Regions from separate parts of the Mus musculus genome. Here region 1 is linked to region 2. A link is a loop called in an ENCODE intact Hi-C map of the cell type or tissue named here. Cell type or tissue: gastrocnemius. All regions are shown on one strand. Region 1 overlaps Gm31536 (a long non-coding RNA gene). Region 2 overlaps Ephb2 (Eph receptor B2).

Region 1 (2,500 bases), 140 kb after region 2:
TTTTTTTTCTTACCTTGTTACGATTTGAGACAGTGCTTTGTATAACCCAGTGCTTTGTATCACCCAGGCTTTGAATAACCCGGTTCTCCTGCCCCAGCTTCCCCAATACTGAGATTACAAGAGGGAGGACGACACCAGCTACAATCTGAGAGGGAGGACCACACAGGCTGCAATCTGGTATCTCGCTTTTTAGCACGTCTCTGTTTACATCTGCCCTACGTTGAATGCTGGATAGCCCCATGTGACAAGGAGCACAAAGGTAGATCTGGGAGCTGTGATGCATCTCAGTTGCTAGAGTGCTTGCCTAGCATGCGCAAAGTGCCAGGTTCCGCTCCCAGAGTCTCAAAAAACTGGAAAAGGTGGTGCACACCTTTAATTCCAGCACTCAGGAGCCGGAGGCAGGAGAATCAAAAAGTCAGAGGCATCCTCAGCTACGCAGTGTGAGGCTAGCTGATGCCACGCTAAACACTAACAGCGTTCCCTGTCCTGCAGGGTGAAAAAGTGAAAATAGACATTTGTCCAAACTCTCCCAGGGCAGAGGAGGGATTCGCAGCCTTTCCCCTGGAGAAAGGAGGAGGCTTCCCAGAGGAGGAGCTGGGAAAGCTCATCTTGACAGCCAGTATCTGACCCATCCCCCTCTTTATTTCTATCTGAGACGAGGTCTCCACAATGCAGCCATGGCTGGCCTGGAACTCGTTAGGTAGACCAGGCTGACCTCAAACTTATACTGCTTTTTGTTTCAAACTGCAGAGTGTGCCCACATGGATGGCTGCCCTCCCTATTTTGAGAAAACTTTTTTTTAACCTTCTGATAAAATCATGTGCTCTTATTGTGAAAAATAAAGATGACAATGAACACTTCATATATATATATATATATGTGTGTGTGTGTGTGTGTGTGTGTGTGTATATATATATATGTATATATATGTATGTATATGTGTGTGTGTGTGTGTGCGTGCAAGATTTACCCAATGTCCCCTACCCTGAGAAGTACTGCTTATGTTTGGTGACCCATTTCATTCTTGGCTTTCCCCCCGCCCCTTCTAGGCACATTTTTGGTATAACTACAGCCTTGTATGCACAGTGCTGACTCCTGACTTTCTTCTCCTAGCACACAGTGTATGTGTGTTCTGGTTGTTACATCATGACTAAGGGCGACAGACTCCTCCAGGGACCAGAAGGTAGGAAATGTCAGCAACTCTTGTTGACTCCGTGCTCCCCTGAAGGCGTCTGAGAGCATCGCTCCATTGTGGACGATCCTCTGAGCACAGAGCAAGAGTGGACAAAGCAACCGGGAGGGAGGCTTCCCTTGAAAGCCACTTTGAGTCTGAAGCCAGCCCTGAGTCTTTGTCACTGGGAGGTAGAGGTGACTGGGCTGGGCTGAGGTTCTGGGCAGCTGATTCCTCTACTGCCATCTGGTGGCCTCTGGCATTAGTGCATTCTCTAGGAGCCTGGTCTAGGCAGAGATCTAAACAGAGGAAGGAGGTACTGGGGTCTCATCTAATCCAGACCTCTAGATGGGTTTTTCTAAATTCCTACACCTCTGATCAAGCAACTTTCCTGCTATAGGCTTTCCTGGATCCTCATTTGTCTTCTTCAGTAAATACAACCCCCTATCCTGACATTCAAGGCTCCCCAGAGGCTGGACGACTTCATTCCCCAGCATCATCTCCGCTGTTCAACCCAGGCCCTGTTTCCTGTGGTATTCTCCCTGTGCTCAGCTCTTGGCTCTTGTCATCCACAGATCCTCTCTGCCACACTCTCCATGCCATTCTCAAAGTCCTGTCACATGACGCCCACTCCAACAGACCTGCCACAGATACCTTCACCAGCAAGCTGATGGCACACGCCTTGATTTCCTTCACCCCACCCCCAATTGTCTCACAGCACAGAGAGTGGGGGAGGGTTGAACCTAGAGAATGATATGTTGGGGCCATGTGTGACTTTGAGCAGGAAAAGTCCTTAACTTCCTTAATTCTCAGTCTCTTTATTATTTTGTTTGTTGATTTTGTGTGTGTGTGTGTCTTTTTGTGCACAGCCTTGTCATGTGATTTATGATCCTCCTGCCTCAACCTCCTCAATGTTGGGAATGTAGGCATGAACTTTATGTCTGGCTATTGCTTTATCTACAAAATGGGTCTGAACCTTACAGATTCATTAACAGAGCATAATAAAGCTGAACGTGAGGGCTTAGGCTTGTAGTCTTAATATGTAGTGTCTCAAAAAAATAATAATGATAAAGAGTGCAAACTGGGTATGGCGGCATATGTCCATACTCCCAGCACTTGGGAGGATCATAAATCAAGAGTGTTATTGCAAAACAAAACAATGTAGAATGAGACACCAATTTGAACACGTGCCTTACAGTGTGTCTGAGTCATACCGGATTTCCTGCCTGCTAGCCCACACCTCCTGTGTCCCCTGACTTTTGACAGACCCACATTCTGTTCACCTCTAGGTCCCAGGGTCCAGAAAAGGGCTGGAACCTGGGTATTGAG
Region 2 (2,500 bases):
TGTGTGTATGTGTGTGTTTAAGTGTATGTGTGTATGTGTGTGTATATGTGTGTGTGTTTATGTGTGTGTATGTATGTGTGTTTATGTGTGTATGTGTATATGTGTGTGTTTATGTGTATATGTGTGTATGTGTGTGTTTATGTGTGTGTGTATGTGTGTGTGTATATGTGTGAGTATATGTGTGTGTGTACCGCTGGAGCTTAAGCAGCAGTATTAGAATTGACCTTGTGGGGAAAGGCACACGCCTTAGCAGCCATCATGAAGTCACCTTTCTGAGCCCTTTGAGTCCTTTAACGTGACAGAACAGGTCTATATGTCTAAGTCACTGGGGTCAGCCCTGTGAGTGTCATCCCTGACTGAGGTGGGGGTAGAACACTACTCAGCTTGGACACTGAGTGCACAACACCAAGCCTCCTCCTGCCCCAATGTGAGTCAAGACCTTGACTTTATCCTCACATGACTGAGTGGAAGGGGCACAGGCCATATGCCAACACAGAGCCAGCTTTCTGTTCCCTCCCCTAGGCGCTCGGCTGCTCTGTGGCCATTCCCCTTGCTCCAAGCCTTCCTGTGGGTCGATTGGGGGCAAGAGAAGACGTACTTGTGCAAGGCATGTCTAAGGGGTCCAGGTCGGCCCTGTAGTAGCCGTTGCGGCATACACAGTTGGTGGCACCCTCGGAGGTGGTGCGGCTGTTGATGGGACAGTGGGTGCAGGCTTCGTCCCCTTGGTTGGCCTTGAAGGTTCCTGATGGACAACCTGGAAAAGAACATAGGGAGGGTCACCAAGGAGCCCAGGCAAGACAGCGAGAGGCTGTAGTATGAGGAGATAGCCCTAGCTGTGATCCTGGAAACCTAGCTCCTGAAGTTCTGGGGTCTCAGGTCCAGCATGGCAGCCCGGCTCTGGCCCAGGATTTCTAGAAGACCTGTTTATGTTTGTCTCTGAAGTTGCCTGTGGGTTCAGTGCCCTCAGCAATCACCCTTCATTGTGCTGGCCCATCTGTTCCTCAGCCTGGAGAGGCTTGATGAAGTCTGGATTCCTAACCTGGTTAGCTGTAACCAGGTAACTGGGCTCTAGATCATAGACACGGTTTGATATAGTGCTGGGCAGTCAGACCATACCCTGAGTGACCTGGTACACACTGAGGAAACTTCTGGAGTCACAGAGAACTATCTGGGTCTGAGGTGAGCACTCTATACATGCACATGTGATGCCTGACACAAGCCCATACCAGGCTACACACCATGTAAAGTTTAGTAAATGTGTAAAAAAAGAGGGGGCTTGCAGTACCGAGCTCAACCTGAGGGGGCAGTGTCTACACCCAGGCAGCACCTAGCCGTCTGGGCTCTCCCACTCTTGATGAGCCAGCGACCTTGCAGCCAGGCCATGCACGGGTTAGGTTCTACTGCAGGCAGCCATGTGAGTGTGGATGGGTTCAAATCCATATACCTGTTTTGCTGGCCTGGGAAGAAAATCCAGAGGTTGGTAGTTTGGCCCTGCCCTCTCAGCCTCTGTCTATGTGAAGAGGTGGAGGGAAAAGAACTTCAGAGGAAAAGCTCTCTGGGATGAAATGCTGCTAGTTTACCTAGGTGCTGTGTGACTTTTAGCAGGTGACTGTACCTCTCTGAACATCCATTTCCTTGTATACAGACAGCTAACATAAATCATCCTAGTTCGTCTTTCCAGCCCTGCTGTTTGGTGTTTACCTTTCAAGTCCTAGTCTTAGCACTACATCTTTCCCTGGCTGAGCCTCCAGGACAGAGATCCTGCCTTTCCTGGGGCTTGAGACAAACCCCAAATTCACTCTCCTGACATAATTACCCATGTACATACAGGGTTTCCTGGCCATTTTCTTAGCTGCCCCAGAAATGAAGCTGCACCTCATTAACTGTTGCTTGCCTTATCTGCCTAGCTGAGAAGCTGGTATTCAGCAAGTGCTGCATAAATGCTTCAGTGGGAAGAGAGCTTCAGAGAATATGAGGTTGGGATGGCAGTGAACATGGTTTATAGGGAGCAGGCCGTCTGCTGAATTCATATCCACCTGAGTGTGTAGCGTGACCCACCCGACTTCCGTGTCTGTAAAACAGCAGTTAGTGCTGCTGAGAGCAACCTGCCAGCTCCCTGCTGTGCGAAGGAACAATCTTGGCATAGATACACAGTTACCTGTTCAAAACCAAGCTGCTGAGTGGCCATGGATGCCATAGCTGACCTCTCTGAGCTCAGTGGTAAAACATTTCCGGCCACACAACAATGAAGTTCCAGGGAACAAAGCACATGAGACAGGGAGTGGGTGGGCTCTGCTTAGTACCAAGCCCAGCACAACTCCCTATGAGCATCAGAAAACAGCCCCTCTCAGGCCTGCCTCTCCTGCTTGCTTCAGGACACAGGTTGGCAATGTAACCAAGCTAATCATTGGCCACTGTGGCTCATGCTATCCTGACCAGGCCCTGTAGGACCACAAGGGGAGAAAGGACTTCATCACAAACAACCAGGCTTCGGAAGCTC

What was found. Peaks named below come from ENCODE experiments on the same cell type or tissue, not always from the same donor. Only the 100,000 strongest peaks of a DNase experiment are listed, where the experiment ranks them.
Region 1: it touches region 2 in a loop (4-fold over the local background); 13 of 42 quality-filtered maps call a loop at or near these places.

Annotation. Positions count from the first base shown.
Region 1 is chr4:136,839,880-136,842,379 of GRCm38, forward strand. It overlaps Gm31536 (a long non-coding RNA gene), which reads left to right. Exons shown (of 5, transcript XR_881502.3): 3 at 68-177; 4 at 1,050-1,183; 5 at 1,747-2,195. Among named protein-coding and RNA genes, the nearest start is that of Ephb2, 5.1 kb to the left of the region's middle. In gastrocnemius, a CTCF peak has its summit at 1,428 (motif pointing left); a DNase peak (open chromatin) is centred at 1,407.
Region 2 is chr4:136,695,401-136,697,900 of GRCm38, forward strand. Ephb2 (Eph receptor B2) reads right to left here. Exons shown (of 16, transcript NM_010142.4): 4 at 599-754. Among named protein-coding and RNA genes, the nearest start is that of Lactbl1, 74 kb to the left of the region's middle. In gastrocnemius, no CTCF peak of the experiment used is centred here; DNase peaks (open chromatin) are centred at 1,319 and 2,112.